Linked DNA regions of Mus musculus: all the other regions are linked to region 1. Evidence: chromatin loops called from intact Hi-C (ENCODE). Cell type or tissue: heart. All regions are shown on one strand. Each heading gives the region's core, and the rest is flanking DNA. Links, peaks and the distances in the headings are about the cores only.

Region 1 (7,438 bases), core at 1,415-6,414:
GGAGGGAGGGAGGGAGGGAGGGAGAGAGAAGAGAAGAGAAGAGAAGAGAAGAGAAGAGAAGAGAAGAGAAGAGAAGAGAAGAGAAGAGAAGAGAAGAGAAGAGAAGAGAAGAGAAGAGAAGAGAAGAGAAGAGAAGGAGAATCCCCATGTAGGGAAGTGACTTCCGTGGAGAAATGGGCCCCACAGAGCTCTGGCAGGGCAGCCACACTGAATTACAGACTGCCTGCATGCCCGGGCGCGCTGCTGACTATTGGGCCCCGCATTCGCGTAGTCTGGCCGCTGCAGCCAGAAGGGCAGAAGGCCCTCCACAGACCGGATTTCATTAGAGCCGATTTATCAGAATTCGCGCTTTAATCTCAGGTGGGCCCGAGGGCCGGGGCATTGACGAGAGCACGGTTGGGGGGGGGGGTGCACCAAGCTGCTGGCTTGGGTGCTGCCTCCTGCGCCCGTCAAATGTCAACATTTGTTCCCAATAAAAGAGTTATTGTCTCAGCAGAGCTGCCTAGCAACTGCCTTTGAAACTTGAAAAGAACTTCACCCACCTTTGTCTGAAAGTCAGGAGGGGCGGGCAACAGAGAATAAGGGGCAGGAACAATCAGCTGTCTAGCAGGGGTTGGGGTGAGTCTCCCAAGCACCCTCTTTTGGGCCTCGGTCTGCGCTCCTTCTGGATGTGGGAGAAAGGCTAGAACTGCATAGGGAGAGAGGTCTGCAGAGGTGTGTGGACCTGAATGCTGCAGACTCCATCGAGTTTTCACCTGGTCCAGACTTACTGGATGGCACCAAAGCCCCAAGCCTACTTGGGTCAAGTACAGTGACTGACGTTGGAATATTTACGAAGGAGGCTAAAGGCAAAGTGTGCCCTCTTGAAATTAGGAAACTAGCACCATGACGGAGTAGTTTCCAGACATTAGTCTTTTTTTTTTTTTTAAATCACTTTAAACCAATTTAAGGAGTCAGAAAAGCCTTTTTAAAATTTTTAAATGCACCGAATTGTTAAAAAGTTCACTCCAATTAGCCACATACTAATCATTGTCGCCATTTAAATTTTTTAGTTAACTAGTCCATCAAGATCTGAAGAAAATATTCACTTAGACCCCCTAATTAAATCTATAGATATATTAAATATATTTTAAAGTAGCTTTTATGAAAATAGCATTTCAAGGATGTTAACACAAATGGATTCTGGAAACAACACACAGCTGTCTGCCCCATGCGAATGTTATGCTAACGTCATTTAAATTTCCACAGATCCCAAGGGGGACATGGCCCTTTGATGTAGTCTCAAACCTTTATGCAAGTGACAAATCCCTACCAATATTTTAAAGGCTTATTTTAAGGAGAATTAATCTATGACAATATAATTTCCTCCTTCCTATTGGTCATTATGAAAATGCTTCCAGCCTACTGACTACCACAGACCTCAGCCACTGCTAAGTGAGGGAGAAAACCCAGCTAACCCCAACTTGTAGGGGTCAAATGGCACCATTTGTAGGTTTACTATGTGCCTTCGCCAGAACTTCTTGCAGTCTCTCCGAACAGCTCTTTCTCCTCCCAACTCCCAGCAGAGAACTGGCTCTCAGTACTGGGAGTGGGTAGAGTGCTGTCTTTTCTAAGAAAAATGAAGACATTATTTGGGAAGATGATACTGGTAATACTGCTAAAACAGTTATGAAACACCCTGTCTATTCTCTTGGAATCCCAGGTAGAAGGAGGAGGAAGAATGCTTGTTTGTTTAAATCTAGCCCGGAGCTTATAAGGAAAGGGCTTTCAGAAGGTGCCCCAACATAATTTTGTTCTATTTGGAGCTGAAAAGAAGTTAAGTCTAACATTCTTCTAGGATTGACTGTGGGATCCAGGCAGCATGTACACGCGGAGTGGATCTTCGAAGGACATGCCCAGGGGAGGAAACCCAGCTACACTAGCAAGCATATTTTATGAGGAGATAAATTGACAATTTATTGTGTGTAGCTCCTGATCAATTATTAATCGTTAGTGTCAACAACAGGGTTATAATTACCTTCGGTTATTTTTTTAAAAATATTTGCTTTTTCGTGGCTCTGATCTAGCGGTTAGTTAATGCTCTCCCGTAATGAGTTCCAGGAAGCATTGATCAGACCCTCATCCTCCCCTCCTCCCCTTCACTTCCCCTTCCCCTCCCCTCCTTTTTGGTGACCTTTAAAAGGAAACATATTCACTCTCTTGTTTCTCAGAAATTTACTCCTTGCCTCGGTTCTTTCCAGGGAGCACCTTTTATTTTTCTGCCATAAATAATGATTCTGGAGGAAAAGGGGAAAATGACAGACAAATAGGGCGCAGCTGGAATGAATAAGGCGGATCAAAGGATGTGGGGCTGGGCTGCCAAGGCCGTGCAGGTCTGAGCTCTCAGCGTGCCCGCCGCCCTGGTCTCAGCCCTGCAAGATCAAGGGCAAGTGACTGCATTCGGTTACCCGAACGCCGCTGGAGGAGATGGTCTGGCCTGAGGACATTTCCTTGGAGACCTTGCCCATTCTGCATACACTGGGCCTGCCGCTGCACTTTCGCTCTGCATGGGTGCAGGTTCTCGGTTCCCCACTCAACCAGAGAGAAGGGCGAGCTAGGAAGGGCTCCAAACCCGAACAGGAGTTCAATGATCAGATTAGGAGTGATGAATAGGGAGGCAGCAAGAATTGCGTCCGCAGTCTAGGCTCTGGACTTCTGCTGAGCTGCAGTGTCAAAGGACAGCGGGCGAGGTGGCTCGAGACCTATTTACCATCCTGCACTAGAGACCGCCCTGCACTGACCAGAACAGTCCCCAGCTAAAGGCCTGAGCTGGACTGGTCTGGTGCACCTATTTCTTTCTTCCCAGAGCTGGGGTTGCTCCTCGATCCCGGATGCTTCGTTCACTACAGGGATCCTGGTTTATGGGCGCCTTTTGAGTGTGTGAAGGGGTTGGGGCAGGGTGTTCTGAAGTGAGTTCTTATCCTGAAAATGATACCCAGGGTCTGTCCCAACCGCAGGTTTTGCCCTATCTACTACAGTCATTTTGTTACAAAGCTCTCCATCCACCCGCACCCACCCCTAGAATCGTCCCAGCCGAGAAGGAGTCTTTTGGCCAACTTCTCAGGCCCCTTTCTATTCTTCTATCTACTAGAACAGAGCCTTAGCCACGTGTGTCCTTAATTATCATATCGAGGTCCTGTAAGGCCACTGCCAGCGGAAGAGTTCCCAGAGCGAAAGCTGCCTGGTAGAGTCACCTCCGGACAGATTTTCAGAGCTTTGGGTGGAGTCAGGGTCGAGAGTACCCGGAAATGTCTGGGCTTGGAGGGAAAAGGTTCCCCGGACCCTCAGAATCAGCCTGCATGCCCTGCAGAATGGGGTCAGGCACCCACGGCCTGAGCAACACAGCCTGCCCTGGTGCCAGGACTCATGTTCTCCCGGGAAGACAGTTATAGTATAAAGCTTCGAAGGACGCCACAGCCACAGGATCCATCCGGCCGTGAGGCCCTATTCCTAGGGTACCCTGGCTCCCTCCACGGAGAACTCCTTCCCTTCCAGTCTTTCTGTTCTCCCTCCCAGGTCTCAGCCCTCAATCTCCTCATCCCCGGGAAGCAGCCAACCGGCCCAGTGTGTCGGGATCGCGCTGCTGAGGGTGCTGTGCTGCTGAGCTCTGGGCAAAAGCTGCGCAAATCGAAAGCGACTCTGGTTCAGAGCGATCCCGAGCCAAGAAACGGCGCTCAGCTCCCACAAGTCCACAGCTGCGTCCTCGCTGGTTGGAACAGGTTCCAGCAGACACCCCGACTCTCTTGGCATTTCTTCGATTCCTTCCTAACACAGGTCCCCTGTCCGCTGTGCACAGAACTAGATCTTCCCATACTCTATGGGGACTCAGCGCTGCTCGATGCGCCGAAGGGTGGGGCTTGGGGTAGAGCAGCCGCGTACTGGAGTCCAAGGCAGGGAATCATAACTGGGAGGGAACCAGTGGGGCCCCACATACGCCTCTGGCCCTCAGGACGCACCCTCCACACTCTACACTCCAAGATCTTAGAGAGGGCAGGAGTGCGCAACTAGTAGTCTGCTCCATTGCCTGCCTGCAGGCAAGAGTCTGAGAAATGTTTAGAATGCAAAGAAATAGGGGAGCCGGTGGCCCCGTGCTGAGATTTAGTCGCCCAGAAATACTCAGCACTGTTCTCTTGCTCCTCCTTAGGAACCCAGTAGGAGGCTTCCCTGCAAAGGGTATTGGTCGAGATGGGGGCGCCAGAGAGCAATTCAGGTATTCAGGTGCCTTCCAGCTATTCTAACTGGGAGTTCTGAGCCCCTGTGTTTACCTTTCCTTAGTAGAAGCCTTTCTTTGGGGACCTGATAGTGACTAGCTCAGTTTCCAGAGACTTCAGAAACTGTGTATCAGCACCCCCCCCCCCGCGCGCGCGCCCAAGGGTGGGGAGAGGGTCCTCAGGACTTACTGGAATTACAGAAATATAGCCAGAAGACCTCGGTGTGTATGTGTGCCAGACACTGGGGTGGAGGTTAGAGCTAGACAGCAGAAAGCTGTATTTATAGTCTTTCTTGAGTAGACTCATTGGACAGTCTGGGGGAGGGAGTGGTGCCTGCCATGGGGCTTTCCCTTAATCCTCCCCCATAGCCAGGGAAACTGCTCCCTGGAGGTCCTCACAGCCCCCACTGGGGTAGTGGACTGCCCTGCTGCTGCTGCCCCAGCCCACCCCCACATCAGGGAGACCAAGCCGGACAGCTTAGCCATAGCCTCTGTAGAGGTGGGTGGCAGAGCTGGCTCCTTTTGGCCTCCAGAGTGACATTAGTTTGTTTAAATAAGAGTGGGTGGCAGGTCTTGGTTTCTTCTCCCTGGCTCTCACACAGTGGAAAAGCAATTTGTTTTATAATGATTATATGATACTCAACCCCTCAACTAAAGTGCCCTCCCTGATAATGGGCCCAGACATAAACAGGAGGAACCAAGGCCCATCCAGCTCCTCAAGGCTCTGCTAAGGGACGGAAGTGGAAGTAGGGAAGAAGGGTTATTTTACAGTTTCTTGCTATTTCTGTGTGGCTAGCTGTGAAGGAAGGAGTTAGGTAAGGCAGTGCTGTGGGTAGACAGACATTGTCAGGGCAAAGACCCTCTAATGAGGTATAGAATCAAATCTGTTCTCCTAACTTCAGCACCTTTAAGCAGATTCGTATACTGAAGCTTTAATTACACAGCCCTGCTTTCTCTCTTTCACACACTATTAAGACCAGGCACAACACACTGCACTCCATTATCTGGTAAGTAGATGGCCCCCCTGTGGCCAGTCACCCTTAGTCTGGATGTTGTTCATTGAAGTTGGGAACCCCATGTTAAGAACCTACCAGGGTAGAGAAGTTTAGTAGCCCTAAATTACCTTAGGTGTTGAGGGAACTTTTGAAGAGCTGGCGGCAACTGCTAGCTCCTGCAGTCAGTCCTGGAGTGTGTTTGACTTGAGACTGAGCCTGAATATCTCCTTATACCAAGAGGGTGTCTCTTTTGCACAGTCCATGACCCTGTGTTTTGACATTGCCCTGTAGAACTACAAGAGAGGTCCTCTGAGGTTGGGGCACTGCTGAGCAGGACCTTGCAAGGGAGGCTAGCACTCAAGACTTCTGACCACAGCCTCTCTTTTCCCAGTTCGGTTCCTGCAGGTGCTCCGCTGGTCACACCAGTGGGCACCCAGGGGCATTTGTCATGCTCACTGGTCTGCTTCTCCTCCCCGTGAAATTCAAGGTGGCCATCAATACAGCTCAGTAGGGTGCTTGCCTAGTGTGCGTGAAGCCATGGATTCCCGGCACTCATTCAAACAGAGCACGAGAGTGCATGCCTGTAATGCCACCACTCAGGCGGTTCAAGGCCATCCTCGGCCACATAGCAAGTTAGAGGGTAGCCTGGGCTACATGAGCTTTTATCTCAAACACAAAACAAAGTAAAGGAACAGTCATCAGGATCACACTGGAAGGGAGCTCTCAGGGCTACAGAGAGCCTCTCAGTCCAGGTCGATTGGTTCTTGGGGTTCCCTAACTTGCACAGTGAGTTGTCTCCCTGCCTACCCTGGTCCACAGATATTACTAAGATTGCCCAACAACCAGTGATGCCCATGAGGACAGGAAAAATGCGGCTCAGACTATGCATAAGTTGAGGTCAGACTTTTAGGGAGTGGGCTTGGGTAATTCAGCATAGCATGCTTTGTCCTGAACCTTTGGAAATGTTTCTGGTAATGAAGCCAGGAGTCATGGAGCTGTCCCAGAAGATGGGCTCCTTGGTCACTTGTTTGGTGGGGCCATCTAATGAAGTCATTGTGCTTGCATGTGTGATCAAAGGAAGAAAGCAAAATCCCTGACTTACATACTGTAGCCATCTTGTCTGCTCTTCCTTTTTCTCTTTTCCTTTTTTTTTCCTTTACTTATTTCTTCTCTTTTGAGGTGGATAAGAACTTGGGAGATCTCATTATGTAACCCTTAGCAAGCCTAGAACTCTCTCTATAGACCAGGGTGACCTTGAACCATAGCAATCCACTTGCCTCTCTGCCTTTTGAGTGCTGGGATTAGACATGTGCTACCTTGCCCTGTCTGCTTTTGGTTTCATTACAATGTACTTACACTTCTAACTTGGCACTAATCAAGTGTTTTGACATAATTCATGTTTTGTTTGCAAGAGTGCTCTAAAATAAATGGAATCATATTCAAGATCTTTCAGATACATTTTCCTTTATAATAGGGCTGGCAAGATATCTCAGTAGGTAAAATCCACTTCCAGCAGAGGGGCAAAAGAGTTGAGGAAAGAGCATATGTTTAGGATACCTGGGTTCAGATCTCAGTCTGGCAGCCTCCAGACAGAAGTTGAACTGTCATTGTGGGGCCTTGTTCTATGCATCTATGTGTGCTGGGGACACAGAAACCTTTAAAGAGTTTAGAGAATATTAAATGATAGGCTGGTGTACAGGCTCTGGGGTAGGAGGACTAAGGACATGAACTTCAATAAGCCTAGGAATAAGTGGGCCAGACCTGATGTGTGACAAGAGAGTTCGGATGGTAGGAGGCAGCTGTGGTTTGGATCTGAGGGGTCTCCCCCAATGCTTGTGTGTTAAAACCTTGTTCTCAGCCTGGTGTGGCTGGAAGGCAGTAGATTCCTGGTTCAGTGGGGCACGCCCTTGAAGACAGAAGAACAGTTCTTTCTTCCCCAGGCTATGTGAGAGTGGTCACAGGGGAACAGTTTCTCCATCATGTGTTCTCTGCCACAATGCAATCCTGGAGTAACAGGCTACTTAAGCATTGACTGAAAGCTCCAAAACTACGGGTCTAAGTTGTCCCTTTTTCCTTATCAATAGAGGACTTCAGGTGTCTTGTCATAGTCCAGAGAACTGATTAACATAGGGACCAAGGAGCAGAAAGACTAAAATAATAATCCTCAAGGAAAATGGGTAGAGTCAGGGCTAGG
Region 2 (7,438 bases), core at 998-5,997, 390 kb after region 1:
CAGGTATGGTGCAGGAGTAGCTGAGAATTTTAAGTCTTCCTCTGAAGGCTGCTAGCAAAATACTAGCTTCCAGGCTACTAGAATGAGTGTCATAAGCCCAGACCCACAGTGACACACCTACTCCAACAAGGCCACACCTTCTAATAGTACCACCCCCTGGGCTGAGCATATGCAAACCACCACAGATGGACGGACGGATGGATGGATGGATGCATGGATGGATGGATGAGCTGATCCTTGAATCAATATTATATATTCTAGACCCTGAAGTTTACGAGAACATTGGTCTACAAGTACTGTCCCTCTCCCACTTTCCATCTAAATATACTATAACACACACACACACACACACACACACTCAAACATATACAAACATACACACACACATACACACAAACATACTCAAACATATATACATACACACAAACACAGATTATTACTAGGTCACTATCCTGGCCCTACTAACATATCTGATGTTCATAATTGACACAGATACACATACAATAGGGAGGAAAGAATCTACAAGAGGGTCAAGGCCTGAGCAGATTCCCCTTCTAACCTCAACAGGAACTAGAGCTCCCCACATCTCCATCATGGCCTTCCAGTCCCCAGCACTGGAAGAAACACTTTTCTGTGATTTAAAAGTTACCAGTCCTATGGTCTTTGTCAGAGTGGCCCAGGTAAGACAGGATAGAAAGTGATTGGCTGTAAATGAATCAAAATGATTATGACCTGGCCACTAATGAGGCTGATTGATGGACCACCGGGTTCAGTCCACATCCTCTGCTTGGTGCTGCATGCTGAAACATGTCCCTCAAGAATCTACTAGGTTTTAACCCATCAGGACATGGCCAAAAAGAACTGAGTAAGATTAAATGAGGTTCCTCAAGTGGGTCCAAAAGCAGCTGACCAAGTGTGACCTCTGTCATCTTTCAGGCATGCTGGCTCCTTCTGAAAGGATAGGAGGCCACAGTGACTCCTGCTTGTCAAGTGGAAAGAGCTGTTCTTTGGGGATCCCTAGAATCTTCAGCCCCTCCGTGACTATCATTTTAAAGTTGGACACAAAACAGGCCACTTTTAAAATTAATTTTTAATAATGTGTAATAATCTGAGTGGCTCTGGTCTCTGCGTGCAGAATTAGAATTGCTCTGATAGAAAAAAAAGGAATATTTGTGAGGAGTTTTATGAGCAAAGTTGACCTGAGGCTTCCTGAAGGCTGATTGAGAAATCGTAGACAACTTAACCCTTCCCTGCCTAGCTCCCCATTTTCCCAAAGAAAGTGTCAAGTAACTTTGCTTTTATTGTATAGACAAAAGCTGAAGTGGCTTCCAGTCCAAAAAAAAAAAAAAAAAAAAAAAAAAAAAAAAAAAAAGCTTCAATATTAAATAGGTCTGACTTTAAAACTTCCAGAGACCACAAATCACCAGTGACAGATTTATTCCACAGGCAGGGGGTGAGTGGCCTTCCAGTAACATTTTTCCATTCATGAGTGGACAGAGTACCCTGGTTCTAACAGTGAGTGTGTGTGAACCATGTCTGCTTCTTCCTACAGGTGCACAGGTCACAGGCTTTTGGCAAGAGTATGTATGCTCCCCTCAAATAAAGACCCTGGAGAGATTGCCATGGATCCCTGAAGCTCTCGCCAACACTAAGCCACTCAGGCAGGGCACACTAATACTTGCTCACACCCGTGTCCTTTGCCATGCAGAAGGTGTGCTGTGCATGACCTATCAATTACTGATAAGAACATCCACTAATGATGTCAACTGACTTGAGAGCCCTGGCTCTATGCCCAGGGTAGCAGCTCGGTGTCAGAACTTTTCTAGGTTGCCAGGCTATAGGTGCTATTCCCTGAACTGCAAATAAAATATAAGACCAAACATGAAATAAAATACAAAATCCAGTGACTAAGAATTAGAGCTGGGAGATAACCCTGCTAGTTAAGTACTTACTTGGCAAACACGAGGAGCAGAGTCTAAATCTCAGAATCTCTGAGTGTCAGAGTCTGGTAAAAAAGGCTGGCATAGTTGCACTGAAGATAAGTGCATGGAATCTGGGTGGAAGGAGGCAGAGGCTAGTCAGGCCCCTCGGATACAGCCAAGCTGCCTCCCTAAGATGTGGGGCTGGCGATGAGTCCTCAGGTAAACTGTGCTGGAGCTCTCAAGTCACCCCTGTGACCATCACAAGACAGTAACAACAGAGACTGTCTGACCAGGGTACCCAGGCCAACAGCAGTAGGAGAACCTTGCAGAGTCTCCTGCCCATCTGTGCTTCACTTGTGCCCTCACCTGTTCTCCTTAGTTTTGCTTCTGAAATACCTGCCCCATCAAGCAGCTGCTTCCTCAAGACAATAAGCCAGTTTTGGTGTCAGACCCCAAGCCCCAGGGGAGCTCAGCCCACTCCACTTCTTGGTCCCAGAGTCTACTCTGAGTCTGGGAAAGTAACAGACTATCTCTTACAAAACCATCAGTGAGTCCTGTGTTAAGTCACAAAGGAATAGGCTGCCACCAAGAAGGAAGCCCGGTGCCAGTCTAACAGAACAAAATGTATGACTTCCAGAATGTCACTGCCCCACATCAGAGGCCAGGTATTTCTGTAAGATTGCTGGCGTGTTTTGAATTTTGAGCTGGACATGGCTGGGAAAGGGGGAGCATCTAAATGCCCCCATATCGTCAAATCTCCTAATAGCTAAGAAAATCTGCTTGTTTAGCCTTGAAAATGAAATGCTCTACCAACTATGGTGGTACACACCTTTGATCCCAGAACTTTTAAGGCAGAGGCAGGCAGATCTCTGCATGTCTCAGCCTGGCCTACATCATATATTCCAATCTAGCTAGGGTTACATAAGGCCCAGTCAAAAGAAAGAAAGAAAGAGAGAGAGGGAGGGAGGGAGGGAGGGAGGCAGGGAGGAAGGAAGGAAGGAAGGAAGGAAGGAAGGAAGGAAGGAAGGAAGGAAGGAAGGAAGAAGAGTTTTGATCACAATGAAACGAAACAAGGCCACAGGGTAAACTACTGCATGCATTCAGCTCTGCGAAGTATGAAAGATTACATAGGCTCCATACATGCACAAGTATTTTAATTAAAATATTTACCAAACCTTTACTTACAATATCAATTTATTAATTATAGTAAGGGGGGAACTTTCTTTAAAAAAAAATTAGTCCTCTTCTTTCAAAGGGACCCAGAATGAAGAGGGCTGCTGACAGGAGACAGGATCTGAGTGCTTTACAGAGAAGGAGGAAAGTTTGCATGCACAACCAATGCTGTTTACTCCCCTCAGCCTCCAGTTGCACTATTGCCCCCTCTGAGGCTTTCCTGAGAATTCCAGTCTCTCTATGCTCGGGAAGGCTGTGGCCTCAACCTCCCTGAAAGCAGACTGCAATCATCCTTCTGCAATGGCCCCTGGCTGTCCTCCCTTCACTTCTTGGGAAGCAGAGCAAGGAAGGTTTCTGTCCTTCCCAGTGCAGCCAGCCAGTGACCAGAGTGTGGGTTCCTGAGAAGATGGTGGCAGGCTCCAGGAGGATGTGTGAGGCAGAGCCACCTGCTGGCCGGGCTGGACACTGCAGCCATCTCTGGTGCTCAAGACCAAAGGTTTGGCATCTGGAATTTGCTCCTGGTCTGGGGTGATATACATGCACACACGGGTATGAAGCTGTGCAGGTGAGTTCCAGAGATAGCCCTGCCAGTTCAACTCTGCAGCCTGTCCTCTGGAGCCAGCACACCAGCCCCAGGTAGAATCCACTTAGAAGGGAAGAAGCCATCATGAGGAACTGGTGACCAACTGTGGTTGTGTTAATGAGTTAGCAGAGCACCTAGAATGAGCTGAAAGGCTTTCATATCATTCTGCAAATGCAAACCTTCCTTACATCCTGAACCCTTAGTTTTGGAAAAAACAAGATGCAAGTTGGGTAGCAGGGCTGGAGTCTACCCAGGTGTGGAGGAAGGTGGTCTGCTCCAAATCTTCCTCATTCACTCCATCCTGAATCACACAGCAGGATATGGTCTGCTTTGGACACCCTTGCTGACTTGCCCCTATCAGTCAGCAGCCCCCAGAAACAAATGCACCTGGGACTCTACTAGGGTGACTCAAATATATGTCATTGTGTCTCCTGAGACTCTACTAGGGTGACACAAATATGTGTCATTGTGTCTGTCCCCTGAGCTCATGAATTCCTTGTGTGAGTGGCACTTAGCTCATCTTAAAATGTGGCACAGAGATTGGATTCAAGAACCCAGTGGTAGCAATGGTTCTTCCTGTCGAATTACCAATGGCAAGATTACCCAGGCATGATCCAGACGTGAGTCTCTGGGGAAAACCCGGCAGCAGCTATACCTTTTCTCTGAAGACATCCACAGGGGACCTCTTTGGCCCTGGGTCCAGGAGGCTCCCAGGTGACAGGTGGCTTCTAGCTAAATGATCTACTCTGCTGTTAAGTGGTGGTCAGCCTGTGTGTTTCGAAAGGGACAGGGGTGGGGATGTCCACAGACTTCAAAATGATCCTGCTGGCAGGTTCCCTGCAGCCAGTGGCCTCTAGGGTATAAGTTTATACTGCAGTACTGGGCTTTTTAGGTCCCTGGAGTGAGGACTCACCCATCTTTTCAGCTGCTAACACCCGGGCTGCCACCTTGAGTCCAGCCTTTGGAATGTGCTCTTAGATAACATTAAGCAATGGTTCCCAAGGAAAACTAACAACAGAACAACTCACCGCCCCACAGAGGTGCTGAGTGGTGAAAGGAGTGCAGTCCCTAGCCCCTGAATAGACTTGTTAAGTAGCATGGCTGATGGATGCTGCGTGGGAGGGAGGCCAGGCCAGCTGAGCTGAACAGGATGGGCCTTCCACAAGGTGGACTGAGAGCCAAGCTCGGGCCCCCTCCGGTATTTTTCTCCATTTCTGCCATGCAAAGATAATCAGGTTTATGTAAAGTATGTGTGCTCTTTTGACAGCCCTGTCCCTCATTAATTCAATCACCCCCATCCCCATTGTTCCCCGAGTGTTTGAAATGCGGATGGGGACCCGCTCCTCTAATCCTGTCAATCACTGTTAGCATTTTCCCGCAGTTGCCATGGCTGGGGCCAAAGTTCATGAAAACACAGAATGAGAGCCAACAAAACAAGAATAAAGACTTATTTGAGGTACTCTTTTTAAAGGACATCGACCATGCACAAAACATGGGAAGTGAATGTAGACAAGTTTGGACACTCTGTTCCTAGAGAGGAAAGAGGGCAGAAACAGAATTTGAAAATCAAATAGGCCCATGAAAACTTGACCCAAGAGTCTCTGGGAAAAACCCGGTGAATTGCTCCCTCGTAGAACAATGTTCTTTCTTTCGTGTGTTCTTCACGGGGACAATGGTTCATATATTATAACACATGCCACCGGGGTCTTTACACTGTTGTAAGCCAGCTCAGTCCCCCGAATGCTGATAGCGGACAACAGGAGATTGTGTGCCTGTAATGCGCTCTTTCTCTGGCCCCACTAAAAACAAGGACTGGGAAAATTATTCATGCATAGAGGCTCGACAAAGCAAGATGGAGATTTGAAATGTCACACAGCGAGATCATGTGACAACCTCAAAAAAAAAAAAAAGAAGAAGAAGAAGAAGAAGGACAACATGCATTCACCCAGAGACATTGTTAAATTCCCATTTCATCCACATCAACGTTCTGGCAGCCAAGTGGCTGCCTCCTCTTGGGGCCTGTCTGGGGGACTGACTAGGGGTGGAGTAAAGCCCTGGTGGAAATAGCCAGTGTTTCTGCTCCCCAAGATGTTTGATACCCAAGTCTGTGCCCCATAGCCCTTGGCACCCTCTGTGGGACATCACTGCCTCCAGTCTAGATGCCTGGTGTCACTAAAGAACAGACACTGTGTCCCTCCCAACCACTGCCACCTCAGTGCCTTCAAACTCCTGGGGCTGCGTCCCTCCTCTCTTCTTAGCCACTCTGGCTCCTCTCTGTCCCTCTGTGACTGTGTACATGTGGCCTTCCTATCCCTGTCCATTATTACTGTCACCCCCATGTGCTCTTTGGCTTCTCCTAGACCCCAAAACCTCCCAGAAGGAAATCTGTGGGACAGGGTGAAGGGCTCCTCCTGTTTCAACTCTTGGCTTGCAGCTCAAAAGCATCTCCTGCCAAAAGGCAGAGTAGCCACAGAACCTAAACTCAGTAACAATGCACACAGTTGCCAATGTCCAGGGACCTTGTGTAGGAGATAGTCTATGTGCCTATATAATCCCATTTTAAGCAGTGCTGAGGTTGGAACAAAGTCCTCTGATCTGCTAATCTCTCGCCCTGCTCACCGAGCTACATGTGCACAGTCCTCAGCCTCTGCACGAGCAAAAGCTCAACTCCACAGACACCCAGCCCAAGCCAGCCGTCAGGTCCTGCCTCTCTGATCATTTCGTTTGTGACCTTCTCTTACATGTCAAGGCAATGGCAGTGAGTATTGATTTGGATCCAGACATGGCATGTAGAGATGTGATCCTTGGATATCTGTGTTTATGGAGGGGGAGCAGGGCCACAAGCATTGACTTAAGAATAGAACAAATCTCCAAGTTAAGAAAGCAATAATTTTTGAGTATTAAAAATTCTCTTCTTACCCATCCCCCCATAGTATCATACACTCGGGGGGGGGGTGTCTCCCCAGGATCAGATCTGACCTATAGCTGTCACTGTGGATCCTGAGAGAGCTCCTGGGAGCATCAGAAAGCCCAATCTGATGTAGACTCCACAAACCGAACCACCAAGGAGGTCTGCTTTCAAAGGTCCTGACACTCAGAGACTTTGTAACTACAGATGTTTCTTTCCATCTTTTTCCTGTTGAGCAATTAATAAGTAATGCTAACTCAGCTACTTGCATATGTTTCCCCTGACTTCATCATTCTTGCTAAAGCTTACATAGTTCCCTGTTTAATCAAATGGTACATTAGTTTAATAAAGAAAAAAAAAAGAGAGAAAGAAAGAAAGAAACCGATCCTATTCATTTTCACGCTCCAACACTGGCAGGCTGTTTTTTAGAGTCTGAATTTATCCCCCTACATCTCGCAGAGCTCAGAGTTCCTTATAATAGATTCTCTGTGAGCCCATTTATAATTAATTACTTTACTCTGGTGCTGACCTCTCCAGTCATCTTGGGACACAGGGTGAGTTATTTCCACCTCCATTCTGGGCTTGCCTTCCTCCTCTTCCTCCTCCCTCCTCCTCACCTTCCTCCCTCCTCCTTTTTCTTCTTCTTCCTCTCTTTCTTCTTCTTCTCCTCTCTCTCTCTTCCTCCTCCTCCTCTTCTCTGCTTTTGGGGACATTTCAGCCAGGTTTCACTTTCTCACAACCACCAAAGGAGTGAAGATGAGCTCAAGTATTTCAGATCTGACCTTTCAAGACTTTGAATGTAAAGTTACAGTACGTAGGACGTCAATGTGTGAAGGTTTGGAAAGCGGCCAT
Region 3 (7,438 bases), core at 998-5,997, 1.2 Mb before region 1:
GCTTTCCATCCTGTCTTAAGACCACTCATATATCCTAATCGTACAAGGCTTTCATCGCATGTGGCCTACCATTCTGCCCTCATAGTAGTGAAAATTTCCATCTGATTACTTCAGCTCTTTGACATATCCTACTTTTAAGAATCTCTTCAGGTTCTCACTGAGTACCCACGAGTCCTGTGAAACCTTTGACTGTGAAGAGTGGGTAAGATTCAGTGGTCACTGGGTACTTAGAATCTCAGACCCATTTGCTACCAGGAGAATTCATGGTACCCATGATGAGGTACTAAGAACCCAGGACCCTCTGCTTTCAAAGGAGATGAGTAACCACTTAGTACTCAGGATGCAGGATCCATCACTGCTTTGAGGGATCAATGGTCACTCAACACTCAGCATACAGGATGCAGATTTCTCAGTAGTCAACATCTCTGTGACCCTCGTACCACTGAGGCATAAAATTCCTGTGTGAGTCCTCTCTGCTCAGTCACAGAGGACATACAGGCCACTGTTGGCTGGACTTTTAGCAAAGTTCCCATGCAGAGTCACAGTTCTCAAAATGCAGAGAATGGCCCCTGCGTAGAGAGGGTGACAGGATCACTTCTGACTCTCTGCTTATATGACCTGGAGCTTAATGTAAACAGCATGAACTCCTGCAAGATGACTGGACCCTGGGATTTCAGGGCCCAGTGGTAGTGCCAAATTATGTAATTATCTCAGAGACTTGCTTAGTGTAGCAGTCTCTGCTCATTTTAATCTTGAAAATAATCATCCAAGTCTTTGTTGTTGTTGGTGGTGGTGGTGGTGGTGGTGGTGGCTTTTTGAGACAGGGTTTCTCTGTATAACCCTGGCCCTCCTGGAACTCACTCTGTAGTCCAGGCTGCCTCGGACTCAGAAATACACCTGCCTCTGCCTCCCAAGTGCTGGGATTAAAGGCATGCGCCACCATTGCCCAGCATCATCCAAGTCTTTTAGATTTCACTCCTATAGTAGGCTACAAGATACCACAGAAGCTCTGAGAAGGAAAGCTGTATGACTTGTTAATGGTCATTCTAAAGTCTAATGGGCATCTCACTGGCAAACACTCAGAGGTACAGATAACACACCTTTACCAAAACGCACTCTCGCTGTTCATTAAATTCTCATTTGGCAAGTGCAACATGAAGGAGCCTTGCCTACTGTAAAATGCAGTTCTAGCATCATCTGTGAGCTGTAGGGATCCACAAACATGACAAGGACACGTCCGCACATGCATCATTGTGTGTTGTACGGTGTGAAGTAGAGTGATCAGCCCCATGAGAGAAACGGTAGAGGATTTTTTCTATCAGGGGCGTGGTCACAAAGTCCTTGCTCTTGGAACAGCAAGGCATACATTGTGCAATCTCTCCTTTTGTAGCAGGAGAATTAGATTTCCCTTTGGTCAGGATTTAGTGTCTAGGAGTCATTGATCTCTCTTTGGCATTTCTCTGGGCATTGTTCTGTCACCCTGGATGGCTTTTCTCCTACTTTTTTTGGGAATAGAATCAGTTTTGCTTTCTATGTGGGTTCTCAGCCTCATTCTACAGATCTCACCTTAAGAGATCACTGTCTGGTTGGGGCTTTCAGAAGAAAGTGTAAGGGCATTTTGGCAGGGAGGACTGTGTGAGTCCATTCTCAGCATCGCCATGAAGGAATCCAGGCTTGTGTAGGATCAGGAGGGTGGAGAAGCACAAAGCTGAGGAAGAGACAGATGCGGAAAGAGCAACTGGGAGAATAGGTAGGACCTCAACCTACTCTGTGTGGCTTAAACATTTTAAACCTAAAATAACATTAGAGAGAGGATTGCTCACCATTCCTCTATTCAGACTGCAAGTCTGATTTTTAAAAAATTATTCTCACTCTGGGGCTCACAAAATGTAAATTAAGGCAAGCTGTACCAAGTAGAGGCGGAGTGGAGAGGGCACGTCGGCCCGTGGAAAGTCCACATAAAACTTATAATGTTAACATGACTTCTTTCACCTCAGGTGAATTCATAAATGAAACTTTTTTTTCCTTTTTAAAGCTACATATTCATTAGTATATCCTTGGGAATGACTGATTCAATGCAAAGGACTTTTTAATAATTCTGGTAACTCTAATCTGAACCATTATTTCTAATTTTTTAATATGAATCCAGAAATATTGGTGACCTAATAAGTTTTATAGCACAGCACACAACCTTCTTTATGGGACTCACACATTATGTAATATGTTATAAAGCAGGCTGAATGTTGTAAAACTCATTATTTTTTTTCTCTTAGTTAAAGTGCCTGATAGCCAAAATTTTAAGTGGAAAGCTATTAAAGTTCCAGAAACCCCAACTTTACATGCCTTTTCAAACGTTCTATTTTGCTCGCTGGGTGCCTTGAACTGGTTTTCTGATGCTTGGGTGTACTGAAAGATGGCCGTCCATTACAGAGTGAGGCAGTCAGGGAGCCTGTGAGCTGCCTACCTTTGTCCCTGTCCTTTACTTCCAATTTTGCTCATAAATCATAAATTGAAAAATATAAGATTTTTAAAAAATAGACAACCAGCATTGAAGTGAAGGTTAAATATGAGGAATTAGAGCTCAATTTTGACAGATTTCAGATCAGTCTAAACTTCAAGTGAGCTCTCTGAACAGAGCATCTCGCTGCAGTCATTAGCTGTTCTCTCAGAGCCGACTTAGCCAGGATTCTGCCCACAGATCCATAAAGAGCTGGTTCTGTGGACATGAGGGTTAGAACAAAAATGAGTTATTATTTACCTGATAGTGTCTCTTCTATGCTCCTGGAAGAGCTAGGACAAATGGCTAAGACCAAGTACAAGTGGATCCAGAAGAGAGAAAGCCGACTTGACTCTAAGCATGCTTAGAAGGCACCACCCTTCCTCTACAGCATGGAGGCTTTCAGGTACCCATCAGTCACTTCTCCCTACCCTCCTGACTTGTCTCATTCTATTACCCTTTGCTTCTACAAGGATATTTCACGTCCAAGTTCACTTTTAGCACTCACTGAGAACTCATTAACTAGATATGTAATTAGAACGCTCTCCTTGTCTGCTTTTGGATCATAGGGAAGTCCTTAGGAGAGGAGTCACTTCTGAGAAGGGGCTTGCCATTGACAGATTTGCACATGTGCAGGGATGAGCACTCCTGAGCACGTGTTCAACGTCATAATCCTCATACATCACAATCCACCATCATTTAGTCCCGTGGCATCTGTGTTCATGGTGTTTATGAAAATGATTGTATCCACATGACAGACTCGTGACATGGAACCGTGTCCCCATTTTCCTCATTCATTTTAGCTTTCCTTCAGATCCTAACAAGGATTCCAATAGCAAAGACATTTCCCACGACCCCTCACAAACCAACGGGAAACCAGTGGACTGTGGGAACGCCCTGGTGGGAGTCCGGAATCCTTGTTCATGATAAAGACTCCTTGGGGCGGAGAACAGGTCAGTTACTGAATAAGAGAGGAGAAGAGTCTTGGACTAACAGCCTCCAGTCTTCTCCGGTTGGAAGGAGGAAAAACCCCTGTTATGGTCACACCTTAATTTAGTCTTACCCCTGTTATAGTCATGCTAACACAATCCTAACCTGTACAGTGGCCAGTGAGTAAAAATACCACCTCCTTTCCTTCAACCCATTCACTAAAACTTAATGAGAGAGAGAGAGAGAGAGAGGAGATGAAATCCATAGCAAATTGCCTGGCACAGACCAGGACATCCTGACATGTCAGTTAAGAAGCTTATTGGATCCTGCCAAAAACATGTCAATTCAATAAAAAGAATCAAAATCATTACTTGACTGACTCAGGAGGTGATCAGTCTGAACAGGCCTGTTACACACAATTTAAATAATAAGTGTCTATTAGTGTTCACTTACAGAGCTCCGAAAAATGCTAACTCTGGGCAAATGGGGCTTAGGATCTCTTAGAAAACACAGCTATGAAGGGATTTGGTCTGTGTGATGAGCTCTTCAAAGGATGCCCTGCCCCTGGTGAAGTCTAAGGTCCCCCCAACCCTGTAATTACTATCAGGACTGCAACAAGGGGGTGATATGATCAGAAACACACCAGACACTTTCAGCCTCTCTTCTCCTTGTGCAAGGAGAAGACAAAGACTGACTTAAAGCACCAGTGGCATTGTTGAGTGGTGAAGGGTCTTCTCAGTTATTGGCCAAAGCCTTTATTTTTTATTTTTATTTTTTTGCCTTTTCTTTTGAGGCATAAATGAAAGGACCCACAATCAGGTCAGTATCTACCTAAGAGGCAGGACCCTAAGTGTTACCCTGCCTGTCAATCACTCTCCATCAGCATCCACGATGACCACAGGCTGTAATGCCAATGACTGGTTCTCCATGAACACAAGGGAAGGACTTCCCAGCACTCTATAGCAGGATGGTCCCTGTGCACAGGACAGTTCTGGCCTCTTCTGGAATCTGACTTCAGAAGCTGAGACTCGCCGTGGAGAACATTCTGTGCCTTGTCCCCAGTTTGGATTTTGGGAGAACGATCACGAGATCCCATGCTCAGAGTTGGGCAGGATTATCCCAACATTTTCTGATGAAGAGATTTTGTTCTCTGGATCCTGTGGATAAGAACACTGGCGAGCTACCATGAAAAACCCTGTAGGCTGGATGGGGTCGTGGAATCCCTTCCCGAGAGAACACTTTATGAAATTGTGAATGAAGTACATATACCTTTTTCACCCACATCGATGCTCAGAACAAGGCTTTCCTCATTACCAGGAGATGCTGGACTCCAAAAGCTTCCTTTGCGCACCAGGACCTGATGGACTCAGCTAGCAGTCATTTTTTTCCTGACTTACAATCTCACACGTGCTCACAGGGGTCTTTGTCAGAATTCAGGACTTTCATTTCTGGATCCTTTCTGCAATTCATTTAGGATTATTTCACACAGCATATGTAATTTGTTTACACTGTCACATAAAACTCCAAGGATGAAAACACCAAATAGCATTTGCACTTATTCTATGATTGGTGAGGGTCGTGCTACTAGCTTTAGGCTGTTACTGATGCTGCAGAACTCTGTTCTGAACACAGGTTTACATAGAGCAGGGGCACGAACTGTGAGACCTTGAATGGGATAATTAGGTTCTATGAGCTTCTACCCACCACTAATATTTTCCAAAATGGTTACACCATTTTGGGGTAACAACTGAGGGTTTGTGGGCAGATATTCAGCCAAGTTATGTGACAGAAACACTGCTTATTTGTGTAGCGGCACAGCCTTTGGGACATTGCTTTGGGGTACATTTCCCTGAGACCTGTGAGGCCCTGTTCTTCACTTGTTGGCTGCCATACTGCACTGAGACTTCCTGTGAGCTATAGTTAGCTATGACCCTGACTTATTTTGAATCGGACATTCTTTGTTATTCTGCTGAGGGTAAAGAGTGATGTGATGAAGCCTTGTCAAGTCTTGTAGTCTCCTCAGTTTCCCTCTTGGCTTAGTCATGATATCCAATGAGAGGAGGTGTCTCTTTTTGCTTCCCTCTTCTAGCTGAAGAAGAGGAGGAAGAGACCAGTATGCTCTATTCTCTCCAAATGAAGTAGCAATTATTCCTATGAGCTGTGTAAAAAATGTTGAGATACTTTTAAGAAAAATCTTGAACTTGAACAAATAGTCTCTGCATCCAGAGCCTGTCCTTGCCTCTGCCTTACTTACACTGAAGTGGTCATGGCCTCTGAGTCTGATTCTGCAACTGTGTCTTTAAACACCCTTCGTACCTCCCTCAGATAACCTGTACTGCTGACAGAATCTGAGATGGGTGGCTTTTCTCATCATAGCATCTAGAATAGCCTCAATGTATACATGGCAGCACACACTCTTCCTGCAAGAGCTACAGAGGAAGTCAGAACCCTGGGTTTCTTTGCAGACCCTCTTCTCTTTTGCATCTCAGGTACGTATTTACCTACAGAAATCATAACAAAGGCATTGTTTGTCTCAAAAGAATGAGTGTATGGTGAGGGAAATGTAATGTTTGTTTGGATTTTTGCAGACTTTCAGCAGGTCCAAGAACCTGGGGGATTTTTTTTCTTCCTTCTTTTCTTTCCTTCTTCCTTTCTTTCTTTCTTTCTTTTTTTTTTAAAGAACTTCTCTGAGTTTAAAATAGAAAGTCACTTTTACAACTATGAAAAATAGGGTTCCCTGCCTACTAAGGAGCATGATTAAACCTCCTGCAGCTTCCATAAAACACTTTATTTAGCTGCTCTTTGCATTTTGAATGCCGTCATTCTTTAGGGGCATAATTTGTTTGTGGAAAATATATTTTTGCTTTATATTGGGTTTTATACATTGTTTTTTATAGACCTTTAATTGCACGAATTTCTGTACAAATTGGTCGGGGCCTCTGCATATAGTTCTCTCTCTCTCACTAGTTCTCTCTCTCTCTCTCTCTCTCTCTCTCTCTCTCTCTCTCTCTCTCTCTCATTGTTGTCCAGAATCTGTGAACAAACACCACATTTTATTACAAGTCATTCTTGGAACACATGAACTTCTTTTATAATCACACATCTATGAATCTGTATAGGCGGGGCCAGAGAGATGGCTCAGTAGTTAAACATGTCTACTGCTATTGTACAAGCAAGTCCTTCGGTACCCAGAATCCATGTTGAATGGCTCACAACATGGGATGCTGTGCTCCTGGGGCCACACTCTGGCCTCTGGTAAGTACTACCTGCTACAGACAGGAAGCTGTGGGGCAGCAGCTCCTCCCCTCTACAGTGCAAATGCAGGTCTCCACAGTTAGAAGCACTCTTGGCCAGTGCTATCCTGTAGGGAGGTAAGGGAAAGGCCAATTTTCACCCATGGCCTGAAGGGCAGGGGAAAGTGTGAACGTGTGGAGTGAAACACCCATGTCTGCCCTGCACGGTCACAAGAGGCCCATCTCGCCTTACTGCATTGCTCTGATTGGGGCACAGGTCCAGCTTAGATTAAAGGGTGACAAAGGTGCACAGAATTATGTGCTTCAAAGCCCAACAGAACGTGGAAAATCAGTTGGTTCTACTTTTAAATATCTTCCTGTGTCTCTTTGTTTGAGACTGGCTTGAACCTTCCCTCTTGGGACAGGACACTTAGCTGTGTTTTACACACACACACACACACACACACACACACACACACACACCTGCTTTAGCCTGGCTTGCTCAACACTAACAGATTGGTGTGGTAGCATCACGTCTGGCTTTGGGCTCAGAGGCTGGCAAGTTTCTGTTACAAGCATCCACACAGACCACACATTTCTTTGAAACAGCTTCTCCTTTTTGTCTTTCTTGACTGTGAGAACCTGATTTCCGGTTACAAGCCGGGCACAGCTTAGCTGTAGGGTAGTAGAGGCCAGGATCCTGCCTTGTTGGGAGAGCCAACAACCAAGACTTACCTGCTCTGTTTCAGGGACTGCCAGGCATCTGCAAATACTCCCA

The links. Hi-C counts contacts between places; a loop is a spot of excess contacts. Peaks named below come from ENCODE experiments on the same cell type or tissue, not always from the same donor. Only the 100,000 strongest peaks of a DNase experiment are listed, where the experiment ranks them.
Region 2: a loop joins it to region 1, with 5 times the contacts of the local background. A loop is called at or near these places in 6 of 42 quality-filtered maps.
Region 3: it touches region 1 in a loop (2.9-fold over the local background); 7 of 42 quality-filtered maps call a loop at or near these places.

The regions. Positions count from the first base shown.
Region 1 is chr13:72,636,113-72,643,550 of GRCm38, forward strand. No RefSeq gene overlaps it. Among named protein-coding and RNA genes, the nearest start is that of Irx2, 11 kb to the left of the region's middle. In heart, for the core only: a CTCF peak has its summit at 4,219; no DNase peak of the experiment used is centred there; H3K4me3 peaks cover 2,091 bases; H3K27ac peaks cover 1,164 bases; H3K27me3 peaks cover 4,196 bases.
Region 2 is chr13:73,029,718-73,037,155 of GRCm38, forward strand. No RefSeq gene overlaps it. Among named protein-coding and RNA genes, the nearest start is that of Gm30049, 94 kb to the left of the region's middle. In heart, for the core only: a CTCF peak has its summit at 3,553 (motif pointing left); no DNase peak of the experiment used is centred there; H3K27ac peaks cover 591 bases; H3K27me3 peaks cover 363 bases.
Region 3 is chr13:71,451,073-71,458,510 of GRCm38, forward strand. No RefSeq gene overlaps it. Among named protein-coding and RNA genes, the nearest start is that of 1700112M02Rik, 33 kb to the right of the region's middle. In heart, for the core only: no CTCF peak of the experiment used is centred there; no DNase peak of the experiment used is centred there; H3K27me3 peaks cover 1,210 bases.